Regions from separate parts of the Homo sapiens genome. Here region 2 is linked to region 1. A link is a loop called in an ENCODE intact Hi-C map of the cell type or tissue named here. Cell type or tissue: heart left ventricle. All regions are shown on one strand.

The links. A loop is a pair of places that touch in the nucleus more often than their neighbours do. Peaks named below come from ENCODE experiments on the same cell type or tissue, not always from the same donor. Only the 100,000 strongest peaks of a DNase experiment are listed, where the experiment ranks them.
Region 2: it touches region 1 in a loop (1.8-fold over the local background); 3 of 110 quality-filtered maps call a loop at or near these places.

The regions. Positions count from the first base shown.
Region 1 is chr5:5,791,345-5,799,344 of GRCh38, reverse strand. LOC105374636 (a long non-coding RNA gene) reads right to left here. Exons shown (of 3, transcript XR_925733.4): 2 at 5,200-5,344; 3 at 3,072-4,307. Among named protein-coding and RNA genes, the nearest start is that of ICE1, 370 kb to the right of the region's middle. In heart left ventricle, no CTCF peak of the experiment used is centred here; a DNase peak (open chromatin) is centred at 4,134; H3K27ac peaks cover 991 bases.
Region 2 is chr5:5,641,199-5,649,198 of GRCh38, reverse strand. No RefSeq gene overlaps it. Among named protein-coding and RNA genes, the nearest start is that of ICE1, 220 kb to the right of the region's middle. In heart left ventricle, no CTCF peak of the experiment used is centred here; no DNase peak of the experiment used is centred here.

The sequences.
Region 1 (8,000 bases):
AGCTCCATCAGTGCTGTACATTGCTGTTTTATCATTCTCTAAATTCTAATTTACTTTTTTTTTTTGATCAGGGTGAAAGTTTATTAAAAAGCTTTAGAGCAGTAATGAAAGGAAGGAAAGTACACTTGGAAGAGGGCCGAGTGGGTGCCATGAGAGACCAAGTGCACCTCTAATTTACTTTTAAAGCAAATGAAAAACAATCTAAAGAGGAAAAAATGCTGGATTTGGTTTTGGGAAGCAACTGCAGTCTGCCATGGTCTGAGCATCTCAATGGTCAATAAAAACAAACAGAAAACCACTTAGAACAGCTGTCTTCGGCCTCCGTGGCCACTGGTAGGCAAAGCAAATTAAGCTTCACGTTCATTATAAAGCCAAAGGCTGTTTAAAGTCCCACAGGGTCTTCTTGTGTTCCTGGAATGTTTGCTCCTCAGTGCCTTTGCTCACACTGGCCTGGCTGTCTGGAATCCCATTTTCTCTTCTGTTTAAGCCACACACATCACTCAAGACCCATTTCAAAAGATGTCTTCTCGAGGAAACCATCTCCAGCATGAGCTCTTCTCTGCTCTCTGCCCAGACACCTCTGCTTGGAGCATCACAGAGCTCCGGATAGCTTGATTCATTGCTGGGATCCTGTCTCATGGGCTTCCATAAAAAAGGCTATGAGATGTTTCAGAGCTTCCCCTGTGCTTTTTTTTTTTTTAGTTCAGTAATAAATGACATCATTACTATTATAAGATTCACTTATCATATCTATTTCCTGCATTGGAATACGACTTGTTAAAGGTGGAGAATTGCCTTATTCAACTTTTTACTTTTTATTGTTCTCCTCCCACCGAATACTCATCCTTAGATAAAATAGGTAGTCAATTGTTTACTGGTTTTAGCCTTTCTTAAATCATATTATTCACTGTTTTGACTTTAATACAGTATATTATGTCCTGCCATCTGTGGTAGACAGAATAATCCCCTCCGCCCCTATGAAGGTGTCCATGATCTAATCCCTGGCAGCTGTAAGCATGTCACCTTGTGTGCAAAAGGGATTTTGTAGGTGGGATTAAGGTTACGGCCTTGAGATGGGGAGATTATCCTGAATTAGTCAGGTGGGCTCAATCTAGTTACATGAGTCCAACTTTTCCTGGTTCTGGTCAGAGGTAGATATGATGACAGACGCAGGTCAGAGACATGTGCTGTGAGAAGGACTCAGCCATCACCACTGATTGTGAAGGTGGCAGAGGCGACCGGGAACCATGGAAGGCAGAAGCCTCTAGGAGCTAGAAATGGCAAGGACTACATTCTCCCTGTGTTCCTTTCCTAGGGACCGTCACAACCACTTACCACAAACATGGCAGCTTAAAGCAACAGAAATTAATCTTCTTATAGTTCTGGAGGCCAGAAGACCACAGTCAAGGTGACAGCAGGGCCCTCCTATCTTGACAGACTCTAGGGGATGGCGCTTTCTTGCCTCTTCTGGCATTTGGTGGTTGCTGGTGATTCTTGATGCTCCTAGACTTGTAGACGCATCTCTCTAACCTCTGGCTTCCTTGTCCCGTGACCTCCTCCCTGAGTCTATCTGCATCTCTGTTTCTCTGTTTTATCTTCTTATAAAGACATCAGTCATTGAATTATGGCTCACTCTAATCCACTGTGGCTGCATCTTAACTTCCCTAATTACATCTGAGATTCCAGGTTGACATAAATTTGGAAGAGGCATGATTCAATCTAGTGCACTCCCTAAGAGCCTCTAGAAGAAACATAGCACCGCCAGAGCCTTCACTTCATCCCAATAAGACCCAATTCCTACTTCTTTTCTCTAGAACTGTAAAATAGTGAATTTGCATTGTTTAAGCCACCCAGCTTGTGAGAATTTGTCACAGCAACCATAGGAAACTGTCTGCCACTGAGGCTGGGGTCACCAATTTTGTCTTATTATGAACCACAAACTTTACGGGTATCTGGTGCTATGTTCATTCCTGAGGACGACATATTCATAAATATGTCAGGGAAACAATTCACTGCCAGTGATCTCCTTAATACATTCCAACAAAGGTCACTGAGAGGTTTTGTAAAGTTTCTACTGGTGTTAAAATAGAAAGGGCTGTATTATTATCTTAAGATGCATTGCTTTGAGGCCTGGCTATACCTTCACCATCCTCGGAACTTCTTGCATTTGATACCTTGTGTTGCTCAACTCCAGTTTCCACATATGTGCTTTCTTGCAGTTTTTCATTAAAACTCACCAAGTGGTGGTAAACAGAATAGCAGAAAATAGAGGGTTTTTTTCTATTTTTATAGCCAAATCTGAGAAATGCCAACAACAGCAAAAGCATCTTTCTGATTTCACACTCAAACCATTATAAATAACAGACTGGGGTAGCAGAGTGGCTTACCTGCTCCTAAACCACCACTTTCCAGGAACAGACATGCATTAGACACAGGTTTCAAAGCAAGGCTCACTCACTGATGGGCACTGCTGTGAAGAGGACACGCTCCTGCCCCCTCTTCCCCGTGATGGCCGTCCCTGTGTCTCAGTTCAAGCTGGGGCTGGAAGATCCAGCAAACAAGGCACAGCTGCAGGATGAGAGTTCAGGGGCCCCAGAATCTGGTGAAATTCTTATTTAAGGGACGCAATTCTGCAGTAATAGTTGTGCTATTCTTATGGCCCCTGTCCCAGTCATTGCCTGAGAACCCACAGAACTGGGTTCCTTAGAATATGGCCAAGCACTATAAATCAGCCTGTTTGTCTAACCACGTGTCAAAACAATTGATGAGTCTTTCTTTTTTTTTTTTTTTTTTTTTTGAGACAGCTAGGCTGGAGTGCAATAGGGCGATCTCAGCTCACTGGAACCTTTGCCTCCCAGGTTCAAGCAATTCTCCTGCCTCAGCCTTCAGAGTAGCTGGGATTACAGGCATGTGCCACCATGCCCAGCTAGTTTTTGTATTTTTTTGGTAGAGACGGGGTTTCACCAGGTTGGCCAGGCTGACCTCAGGTGATCCGCCTGCCTCGGTCTCCCAAAGTACTGAGATTACAGGCGTGAGCCACTGCTCCCAGCCCAATTGATGAGTCTTTATTATTCATTCCTCAATTTAGAATGTTTATTTCAGATTATTTTCCTGAACTTTGAGAATTATCATATAGAATTGTAATACATTTTTTCTGTAAAAATGGTTTACACTTTAAACACAGTAGCTCTCTCTAAAGGATCAGGGAAACAAACTGTGAAGAATATGGAAAGCATTATGCTGTAAGGGCTAAGTGCAATGTGGTTTCAGAATTTCTGACTTGACTCTATATATTTATATATATTGATGTCTATATATAAAAAGATGACAGCATAGCCATATATATTTCCTGACATAAATCAAGAAAATGGCATTGAATAAATTCCACATTTCTGTGTATCTGTTCAGGTTAAAAGAATTTCTATATTAAGCCCGGCAGATGAAATCAGAACTCTTTCAAATTAGCAAATGCAGGCAGTGGATAAATTTCATCCTTGACATGGTCTCTTGAGGGGCGTCTAGGCATTTTAATACAAAATGAGGAGCAAGATATTCTCTACAGTGAGCCCAATTTGCCTTTGCGTTCCTACCAAAGCATGTAATAATATTCATTCATTAGCGGTTTGGTTGGTGTTATTATGCAGAACAGAAATGAGATAAATAATAGGCACTCTCTAGGCCACTGGAGCACAATTCGGTCAGTGTCACCGTGGATGTCACTGTCTGTTTCAGCGAGCTTATTCCATAAGCCCACAGGATTCCTAACCACTAAGAGAACGAGATGATCATTGTCCTAACTGCAGCATCCAGACCATCCCTGTCCTGGAAGTCGTACTGGGATGGAGCTTTTTCTGAGGCAAGAGCAGTTATAAAAATAAACTCCAGTGTCAGCTGCAATGTACATTAGCACCAGCATCTTGAGACTGTGAGTTGAGAATCAAGTGACAAAAGTCAGTGCCCCAGTCTGGTGAGCATGCTGGAAGATTGTCAGGTTTCCCTCTGGGTAAGACTCACATGGTGCCAGCTGGCCTCTCTGACAAGAGCTCTCCGAACTTCTGCTATCAGTGAGGCCGCATTACTGGAAATGACACGGTGGAGAGGTCAGCCATGCCCTGTGTTGAAACTCTCAGGGATCTCAAATAGACGGTCTAGGCAGTTGGCTCAGAGCCTTGAGAGCTGATCGGGGCAGGGGTTTAGCCGTACGTTACAGTGGCCATGGCTGGGCCAGCAGGCTGAAGACTGGCTTCTGGTGTTTTCTGTCTTTCATGTGTGCCATTGACAAGTCCTGGGGGTCTTGTTTCTCCTCCCTAAAATAGAGATGACATTACTGCTGTAACTATTTGATAAGGTTTGAGGAACAATCACAGGAAAATATATTGACAACTGTATATTTCTCTGTCAATGTGAAATAAAGTATTCCTATCATAACATTGTATTTCAAAAACTATTATTTTTTCCTCCTCTAAGTCAGAATCTATAATCCCCACTCCTCAGGTGGAAGACTCGGGCCACAGAGAAACTGATCACCTGGCCCCAGATCCCAGAACAAGGTGCTGTGAAAGGAAGCACCATCACCCCTCTTTCCTCATTTCCAACGGTGCAGGGGGCATGGGTGAGAGGTGGCTGCTGTCAGAGTTTCAATCCGGGACAGGCCAACTTCACGTCTACTTTTTTTGACTCCCCAGGATATCTCTAATTATTTTAAAAGATATACTAAATTATCAAATGTATGTTTAGCCAAAAATCGATTTCGATTTGCTTTTGAGGAAGGTTGGCAGGTCATGCTAAAAGTGTATCCATTAGGCCAGCTCCTCAAAGAAAAAAAAAGACAGGTCTTTAAAATAACAGTCGCTAATATTAATCGCAGGTCTTGTCTCAAGAGACTCACAGCAAGATCCAGGAATTGATCTTATCGATCTGCACAAAAACCCCAGGGAAGGAGGGAGGAAAACAGGTGCAGCTTTTATTTTCTCACTGAAAGACAAGACAATTAAGGCTGGGAACCAGCGTCAAGGAGCTGCCAGGATAGGGGCCTGGGGGTCTGACTCTGGGGGTTCATCCATGAAGGTCCCCTCTGTGGTGTGAGTGTTCTCATAACAGTGTTGCATGAATATTCATGGATGCAGCCACTTAACATGGGAGCCAGCTTTATCCCATTTGGGCCATCACCATCAACAGCAACCAGGCTTTTAAATTCACCTTCAACATGTTCAGCCCTTTGATTCCTTTCCTTTTAAGATAACACTCTTTATAAAAGAGCCGTCATGTTTAAATAATTTGTCGATGAGAATGTCAAGTTGGAAGGCTCTGAATTTACGCTCACACAGTGGAAGGCATCTGTTCTCTGGAAAACAAAGGGCCATAAATATCAATATTAGACAAGAATTCCAGGCCCCCTTCCCCCACTGGTGCATTTCAGACTTAATCATTAGCAAGACCGAGCTCTGCTCATTAGTTCTACCCATGGGATAAGGCTGCTTTATTATTGTCAAGACTTAGGTCTCTAATTATTTACAGAACATTTAGTTGAGGGCAGAGAGACCACAAAAGAGACTCCTGACCTTCAGGACCTTGGTGAAGGCAACCTACAGGCTAGCAGGGGGAACCCGGGACAGAGTTGCACACAGGAAATCGTGGTGGTTTTTCTCTGAAACCACAGCACAGCATCAGATGGAAAGATTCCCCAAACCTGTCAAAGGGGAGATGCTGGGATATGAATCCCATGATTTTAGTGCTCTACTCTAATTTTTCATAATGACTGTTTCTCAATGTTACCTATATTGTTTTGACAAGTACCTATTTAAGGACACAAAGAAGACGGATATTTTAAGGTGTGGGAGCTAATGTGTGTCAGACTCCATTATTTTCAGTGAAATAGATAGATTCTCTCTGTGTGGGAGGAAATGGGGCACAAGAGACAGAGAGGCAGTTTCTCTGCATCCCCAAAGGTATTTCCAAGTTAAAACCTAGATGCCTGTGAGAAGATAGAGCAAGAAACATCGTATTGGATGTTCCAGCCAGAGGAATGACTGACGGTATGCGAAGGGGAGGGACCATCAGTGTGTCCTCATGAGCCAGGATGGGGGCAGGCTCTCTGTGAAAGACTAACTCACAGCAGATGAGGACTCAGAAGGACAGGGCTCTTTAGAGATGCCTAGACTCCGCAATCCTTGCTGTGGAACATCTGGGGCTGGCTTGTCACTCAACTGTGATTACATGTTCCTTGTGGCACATCCAGGTCAAGATGTCAAGATTCTTGCAAGTTGAGTGGCTTTTGGGGGGTCTGGTTGTAGATTTGAGCTTGACAATGTGATACTCATGCTCTTTGCATCTTAATTCAACAAATATTTATTGGATAACTCCTACTGCTGGACAGTGCTCTATGTGTTAGAACTCTTGACATAATATTGCACATATGACAAGATGGTCATAGACACAAATTGCAAGAAGATCCCACCAGATAGACCCATCTGGGTAATTTGTATCCCATATACAAATTCATCTGGGTAATTCAAAATCTCGTATGTATAAGGAACCTTCCAAATAAAGTTCGAATTCTAGAATTGCCTCCAAAAGGACTCTTTAGATAAAGGCAATAAAAAAGTATGAAACTTACAACTGCCTCACCCTCCTGTTTGTACACTCACTTTCCTTCCCCAGCCCCACCTTCTCCTGACCATCCATACCACCCCAATATCCTTAAAATTACAAACTTCATGTGAAACATCCCAGTACTTCCTAGTCCATAGACTATGCGCCTTTTCCTTTTCCATCTCTGAGCCATTGCTGAGGACTTCCGAATCCAAGGATCCCATGGAGTGAGAAACTGAAGAATTGAGACTTGTTTTAGATACAGAGCTTTCCCTGACTTCTTGCTCACATGATCTTTGAGTGAGATCAGAAAATGCAAACACTTGGCTTGAAATGGCTAGCTGGCATGACCCTGAAAGGAATTTACAGCAAATAAAGAAGAGAGCTCTCCTACTGGCAAATGATGGCAAAAGGCTGCGATGATGATGATAGCTTGGTCTAGAATTTCTGCTTAAAAGCACAGCAGGGAGGAGAAGAATATCTGAGGTCAGGCAGGGAGTCCTGAGGTACCTCTTGGTGCCTCTCTGCCCTGTGGCCACAGGGGAGAGGCAATTACAGTAACCACAGCCTACAAAGAGAAATGGAATCAAAGACCAGACTCAGACAGAAGAGATGAGGCCAATGCAAGCAGCAAATGTGGAAAAGGGAGAGACAAATGTCAGTTACAACCTGAGACAACCCCAGCAATGGAGACTGTAGCTTATTCTAGAAATTCCCTTCTTTGATGTCTTCTAAATTGTGGCAACATATGCATAACACGAAATTTACCATTGTAACCATTTTTTAAATTCACTGTTCAGTGACATTAAGTACATTCACATTGTTGTGCAACCATCACCACCACCAGAACTTTTTCATCTTTCCCAACAGAAACTCTGCACCCATTAAACACTAACCCCTATATTCCCTCCCCCAGCCCCTGGCAACCACGATACTACATTCTGTCTCTATGAACTTGACTATTCTAGGTGCCTTATATAAGTGGAATCATAGGGTATTTGTCTTTTGGTTACTGGCTTAGTTCCTTAGTTCACTTAGCATAATATCCTCAGAGTTTATTCAGGGTGTAGCGCATGTCAGAATTTCTTTTCTCTTCAATGCTGAAAATATTCCATTGTATGGAATAGTTTTATCCATTCATCCATTGATGGACCCTTGAGTTGCTCCACCTCTTGGCTGTTGAACAATGCTACTATGAATATGAATGCATAAATATCTGTTTGAGTCCCTGCTTTTAAGTTTTGGGGTATATAATCAGAAGTAAAACTGCTCGATCATTTTATGTCTTTTTAATAGTCTGTGGCCAGCCACCACCTTGACGATTAAGATAGAGTGAGTTCAGTGTGATCACGCATAGATCCAAGTGGTGCTGGGGCACGGGGAACTGCAGCTTTGGGTACCCCATGCCC
Region 2 (8,000 bases), 150 kb after region 1:
TTCTGTGTGAATAATAATACTAATCATGGCTTATCGATCCCTCCCTACGTGTGTGACCCATTGTGAGGTGGGAAGCATTAATGATAGGGGGTGGAGCAATCTATAATGAAGAAAGAGAGAAACAATATTCAGTTAATGAGTAGAAATGAAAGAAGTTAATAAACTAGGACTAAACTGCTTAAGTCAGCTAGATCTTGAGATGAGAGACAAAAACGGGGAGAAAAGACTCATTTACGAACAAGACTGAGTGTGGACACGAAGATAGCAGGAGTGTAATTAAATGGAAATAAAGGTCTGAGATAAAGCTGACCTCTGCATTTTCCACTCCCAAAAGTCCCATCAGCGGGACTTGGGGCAGAGTGGCTGTAATGAGATATCACACACACAGCATGGAGGGAAGCGGTGATGGTGGGCAGGCCGTGCGTGGTGTCATTGACTCTGCCCAGACAAGGTCAAGGAGGCACTCTAGAGCCCTTTGCACCCAAGATAATGAGTGATGGCAGAACAAGGAAACACGAAGCTTCTGTGTGCTGGGAGAGCCCTGGGTACTGCAACCTCGGGCTTATTCTGCTGAGGCTGCTCCATGCCTGGCCTGAGTTTTGAGCCCTGCAAATCATCAGCACCTACCGTGCCCCACCCTGCTGCGCAGGTCTCTCAGGTCAGGAGCCCTGGACTTGAAGGAGAGGCTACTCATGTTCTGGGGGCTTTGAAAGAGCAATAGCCCTAGTGAGCCACTGCCTGGCCACCACTCAGCTCAGAGGGCCTGGGTGGGAAAGTAGGGCATCTCCAGGCGTGTGACCTCAGACTACAATGTCATTACACCCTTTACAGATGAGGAAGCCCAGGGAGGTTAACTCCACCCATGTCACAAGAAAGGAAATGGCAGCGCCAGGAACCACAGTTTGTGCTCTTAATACCCAGGTGGTAATAGTAACAGCAACAACAACAGGCAATATCACCATGGCTTACTCCGTGCCAGGCACTGTTCTGAGTACCCTCCCGTGTTACCGCACTTCACAGCAAGCGTCTGCAGTGAGCCTTGTGGTTATTAGCACTCACAACCATGTCATAGACCCGAGACCTGAGGCATAGAGGAATTGGCCTGCCTGGGGTCCACACAGGTAGTGGTCAAGCCAGCATCTGAGCCCCAGAAGGGTGACTCCAGAACCCATGCCCTTGACCACCATGCCTGCTGCGCCTCATCGGCGAGGCAGAAAAGTGGCTGTTACAAGGCATTTCCTTGGCTTTTGTTGTTCAGATAGGGTTCCTGACCCACTAAACCCTTCCATCCACACATAAGGGTCTTCAGAGAGTGAAGCTCATCTCCACCCAGCAGGAGAAACAGAGGCTCAGGAACATGAAATTGTTTGAGCAAGATCACCTCACCAGTCTGCCAGCAGCACTGGGCCTTAGACCCACACATTCTGATTTCAGATCCTGAGTACTTTCTGTCATCATTTTGTCTAATTTTTAATTTCAGGTGCAATGTGTGTCCCACGTGCCCAAGGGCTGTGGCAGAGACCAGCAGGAGTCCTGGGCCATGTAATTCCTACCTTGAGCCATGCAGAGTCTAATGTAGCACAGAGACTGAGCTTGGCCAAAAGCTAAGTATGCAGTTGCAGAAAGGCACAAGAGAGTCTATCGAGTCCATAAATGGGACACCGAGAGCTGACTGGTTGCGAGGAGGTCAAGAAAAGCTCATCAGAAAGGAATAATCCTTGGCTCAATCCTGGAGGATGAATAGATATTGGCCAGGGAATAAAGAAAGGGAAGTGTATGTCAAATAGAACAATACCCTTACTCAAAAGCATGGATAAGAGAGAACACCGGAGGATGCAGAGAAGGTGATGAGCATGAGTTCAGTAGAAGGATTAGGCTGGGTGAATGAGGGGAGGAAGAAGAGGCATGGTCAGTCCATTCTTAGAGCATTTGTAGAGTATGTTAAGAAATCCGAACTTGATAGGTAGGCTATATTGAAGAATTTCAAAGAATGGTGTAGGGTGGTCTAGGGAAAGTTGGTATGAATAAGAATAAAGACTTCAGGTGAGCTAAGAGGTTGTTGTAACAATGCAGGCAAGTAAGGGACAACTTTGCCAGAACTAAATTGAGAGATGGATGAATTGGAGAGATGTGAAGAAGGTGTGTGCAATGGTTAATTTTACGTTCAACTTGACTGAGCCATGGCTCCCCAGATATTCGTTCAAACTTTGTCCTGCGTGTTTCTGTAAGGGTGTTTTTGGATAAGATTAGCACTTAAATTAATAGAGTCAGGAGGATCATCCTCTATAATATGAGTGGCCCTTATCCAATTAGTCTAAGGTCTGAATAGAATAAAAGTTTGATCCTTTCCCAAGTAGGAGAGAAATCTTCCTGTCTACCAGATTTAGGATTCAAACTGAGACATCAATTCTGCAAACTTTGGACTTGTCAACCTCCATAATCATGTGAGCCAATTCCTTATAATAGATCCTATTGGTCTGATTCCCTGTAAAACCCTGAGAAAACAGTGCAATTGACAGACGGAGATTTGGTTTCTCGTGAGATGGTGGGAAGACGAAGGGAGGGTGGAGGTGGTTCTGATGGTTTGGATACTGTTCAGGCAACTGAGCTGACAGCCAGCTTGGTCGTTCTTTGTGATGGGCAGCTTGAGAAGAGGAGGACATGGGTACCAAGTGAAAGATGATTTCAACTTTGTCAGGAAGCTTGCAACTGCTGAATGTCCTCACATGCTTCCTTTACTTGTAGGGCCCCAGAAATTTGCTAGGTGACTGCAATGATATCAGACAGTATATTTGGTTAAAGCACAAAATTATTTGTTCCATATACAGGCTGTTATTTGGCTCCATGTGGAAAAACACTTTCTCCTGGGCTACCAGATAAACCTATCCACAGTCAATACAAGATAGAAAACAAGAAGCAAGATTTACAGCCTAGGACAAATCTATTTATTCCACAGGGAAATGCCCCTAATCAAAATGACTCAATAAAATGAGTTTCAAAGAGCTGCCCTGAGGCCTTCCTTAGAGAAAAGCTTTGGCACCAGAAGACAGAACCTTCCAGCTCTGCCAGGAAGGCAGGTATCGATGGCTTTGTGAGTCACTTTCTGGCCCACAAAGTCTACCCAGCGAGGTCTTCTGTTACTGCGGGGCAGGCAGCCCTGCCACAGGCATCCTGACCCTTCAGTTTACAATGATCCTTGGGTTCACCTCCTGCCCCTGGCAGAAGGAATCCTCAATACAAAGGAAGCATTTGAAAATCCCCTTGCACCTGTTTGGTCCTCTCGCTCACAACCCTGGCATGATCACGCCACCTGGATTGGGTCAGGACAGAGGTCATTCACAATGGTGCCCTTTGCCTTCCTCTTCCCCCAAAATCTTCAACGTCATTCTCAGCTCCGTTAGCAGGAAAGAAGCCTTCTCTTCCTCTGCTGGTCAACCTCTGTCCTCTCCACACCTCTATTTAGGTATAGCATCTTTGGGATGTTCAGTGAGGAGTACCCTCTTATTCCTTCTCACCACAGGTGCCCATCTGGCCTGTCCCTCAGGGCGACTGCACTTCTGCATAGGACTTACAATAGCAATTGCCTGGGCAGGGCAGAGAGTCAGCTCGGGGGCTACTCCTGTCTGTGCTCCCACCCACTGCAGTTGACACGCTCTCTTATCAAGATAGAAAAGATGTTCTCACTTCATTGGCCCCACATCTCCACTGACTGCCCAGCTCTCAGCCAAAGGCCTGCAAGTCATTATCAACATTTGCTTGGTAACCTTGCCCAGTCTTAAATTAGAGGGCCTGTGGGTATAAACAGCTGTTGGTAGGAATTTGACTGATTATCTTCTTATCTCATAGAGTCAATGAATTATAATCTCACCATCTCTGCACCCTGCTTTCCTTTTTGCCAGGAATGATCTTACAGCAAATTACTCATAATCTGCTTTAATTATTTGTAAAATAGGAGAAATAAATTATAACATGGAGAACACATAGGGAATGATTTCTTCCTCCTTCTAAGAGTTCATTAGATGTTTAGTTTCTGCCTTTTAAGAAAGATTTCCTTATCCAATAAAGATATTAACATAATCTCATTACATTTATTGCTCCCAAGGATAAACTAACAGGGGAAGAAAACCTCTCTAGCAGATGCCCAGTGATAGAAGCTCCTGCCAAGAAAAGAAACATAAATATTTTCATCACTTTTCCAGGGGCAGGAGCCATTCTGAAAGGCGGGTAGCCATTCTCCCCATAGTCAAATATTGGAAGAATTTTTGGTGGCTATTTGTTGACGGTTTTTACTGTGATCTCTCAATTTTCTATAGAGTCTCCTCAAAGCATCTTTAAAAAATCAATCTCTGTGACTAAGACTATAGTTTGTGTTGGCAGGGAGGGGCTGCCTCTCACTTTGTACCTGATTCAAAAAGGAAAGTCTGGTACTCAACCCTAGGAGCTTCTCATCTGTATTCCAAAAGGTCAAAATGTCACATGGCCAGGGAGTTAGGAGACAGCCCTGCATGCCACAATAGAAGCATGGGCTGTCTTTGCACAAACGAGGCAGAGTCCCGTATTCTGTCCCCAGCTGTATCCCCAAAGAGCATTGTGACTTTGAGATACAAAAGATGCCAAGTGACTGACATCATGTCTGCCATCTGGAATCGTGGGGTAACAATATTTGTCACCTACACTCCTCCTGGGGATTTGGGGAGGAATTAACAAGGCAGTGTTTATGTGAGAAGTTTCTTCCATGGCTTAGGACTGTGCTACTTAAAATAGAAGAGCCGAGCACTGCTGCCAAATGTTTGCAGGCGCCCATTCCCCATTCTTGCCCTGTCTGCTCTGTTTTCCAGCCCTAACAGATGAGCCATGGTGCTCATCTCTTGGAACCTAGGGGGAGCTGAGCCCATTTTTATCCATCTTAATGGGAAGCCATTTGCATAAGATCGAGCGTGGTTTGCCTGAAGAAAAACAGTACCAGGATGCAGCAAATAACTCTCCAAAAGGGTTGTGTTCTGGAAAAAGGCTGATTGGGCTTGGTCTTCCCTGTCATGTGCTTGTCCCATGCTCTACACCAAAACTAAGGGCAATAAGAACAGAGAGAAGCAGAAGAGGACTTTAGCCCACACAGTCCCCTCGATGTTCACAGGCGATCATAATAAGCACAAAATCTAGGTAAAAACATTACGCTCACAGCTTCACAAGGTCTCTTATCCTCTCTCCTACCCTTCCACCAAGACAAGCCTCTATTATACAGAAAATCTGGAGGTGCCACAAGGAAAGGAGTTGATTATTAGACTATCCAGCTGTTTGGGAGTTTGCGGGGAGGAAGATATGTCAATGCGGGGAGGAAGTAATTAATATGGTTAATTACTAGAAAACTCCTTCCCTATGGAAAGGGTGACTCCGAGTGGGTCAGGAGGCTGGGATAGCAGAGCGGGAATGAGTGTATCCTCATCATCCAGAAGGGGCCACGTGTCATCCACATTCTGTTCTCTGTCCTCAGTGCCACACAGTCTGTCACCTTTGGAGAGAAGGAGCATTAGAAAGAAACCCTGGGGAGGTGCCATATCAACTCTGTGCCCTGATTTTTCCAACTGGAGCACATATTCACACCTCCACCCACAGAAAAGACAATTTACAAGTCAGTAGCTCCTGCTGAGGGAAACCACACAAAACTCTGGGCACAGAAAGCCAGATGATAATATGCTCATTCTCTCTGGTCTTATGCCATATCTAATAATACTGGTGTCTAATTACTGAGAGCATTCTCAAGGTTATGTGCCATGTAGATGTGCATGAGACAATGTGAAAATTAATTAAATTAAAGTTCACATTGTCTCATGCACATCTCATAGAGACCCAGACAGGTGAAGAAATGTGCACAAAGATGTATAGTTTTTGTGAGCCAGGGTTTTGGATTCTAAAAACCAAATAAACCCTTCCATATTTCCTTTAGGCCAATGAGGTGTCACTCAGATGAAATTGTTCCCTATGAGATCAAAAACTATAGTTCCTTTCTCCATCTTAAGGTTTTGTTCTCTGTCCGTTTCCACATTGGCTTTGAATGTTTGCACTTTATATTTCTGGTTCTTGAATCAACCTCTTGTTTTTATAATCAAGCCTGGAGATTGCTCTACCACTCTCTGAGGTCATATTTCCACCAAAGTTGCTAAGCTCATGTTTCCTTATGAGTGCTGGGCTGTTCCGTGTTTATTAACATTATTTTCTCCCTCAGGAAGAACTTCATGATGATCTCTACTCATTTAATTTAGACGCTGACTTCCTATTACTTAATCAAAATCAGTTCCCAGCTTGACTATTCCTTTCAGCTTAGTTATTTGGGGGTCCTAAGATTTATTTTCCTTTCACATTATTTACTCATATAATTCACCCTTTCCATTCTTCTGCATTTCTTTCTCTACTTCCAGGCTTCCATCTGTGATCAGCATTCTTCTCTATGAAGAATTTCCTTTAGAATTTTCTTTAGCCTGTTGTCCCAGCTACTCAAGAGGCTGAAGTGGGAGGATCACTTGAGCCCAGGAGTTTGAGGTCGAGGCTGCAGTGAGCCATGTTGCACCACTGCACTCCAGCCTGGGCAACAGAGCGAGACCTCAACTCAAAGGGATGTCTTTTAGGGAGGATCTTCTGGTAATTATTTCTCTTCATTTTTGCTTTTCTGAACATATATTTATTTTGCTTTGTTGTTGAAGGGTGTGATCACTTGGTCTATAAATCTAGATTAGGAATAATCTTCTTTAATCTATTTAAAGGTAAAGTTGTTATTCCATTATTTCTTGCTTCAATTATCCCTGTTAAAAATCAGCTTTACTGTTGCGCTTTTGAAAGTAACGTTTTTTGTTTTTTTTTCTTTTTTCCCCCTTTGGTTGTTTGTTATATGCTATATTTTTTCTTTTTTTTTTTCGATGATGTTATATCTAGATGTTTGTTTTGATTGTTTTTTTTTTCTATTGGTATAGTTAGAGACAATCTCTCTCCCTCTCTCTTTCTCTTTCCTTTTTTTTTTTTTTAAACTGGGAGGAGGCATTGGTTTATCTCATTATTTTTTCTTGTTTTTTTTTGTGTGTGTGTTTTTGTGCAGATAATTGAATCTGTTGATTAATGTGTTACATCAGCTTTAGAAAAATTTTTGCCTGGATCTTTTCAGATAATGCTTCTCTGCCCTATTCATGGCCTGCTCTTCTTCGGGGAATCTCAATTATATATTTGATAAACATTTTTACTATGTTCACTTCTCCTATGCTCTCTTCTTTATTTTGTAAGCTTTTTTCTCTCTTTTACTCAGTCATTTTTAAATGCTTGTTGTTGTTGTTCTTGTTGTTGTTGGTACCAGATCAGAGATAACAGCTGAATGCAGACGTGCATGCAGTGTTTAGATGTAATTCAAGCACACACTCTTCTGTTGGTATAGTCAGATGCTATCTATCATCTGTCTGTCTGTCTATCTATTTATTTCTTGCTACAGGGAGGCGTGGTGCTGCTAATGTTGTAGTGCTTCTCTTGTGTTTCTGTAAGACCTTGATTTCACCTCTTGCTTTCCTTTTTTCTTCGCAATCAGGTCTGAATTCTGTCCCCTTACTTCTTTGAAAGTAGTTTTCGGTATTTTCCCACCCAGGGTGGGCTTTCTTTCCTAGACTTCCTCTCTCCTCCCTGCTTTCCTACACACCCTCACCGGATTGCTTCTTCAAGGATGAGCTCAAGTTCATGTCCTGAATCTGGCTGTGTACATGAAGCACAGAGTATTCCTACCTCCTAATTATACTATAGATGTGTATTATGGGTAACGGTATTTGCTCTTCTAGTTTAACTGTATCATTTTGTCAGAAAATGCGTAAGGAGATTTGAATTTCAATGGCCACCAACATTCTATGGACTTTCTTCAACCAAGTACTCAAGGTGGCTATTAGAAATTATTTTGAATGGAAATATTCCTACCTTATTTGCACATAAGTGTTCTTATGACGGATTGCCGTTTTCATTGTTCTGATTATAAT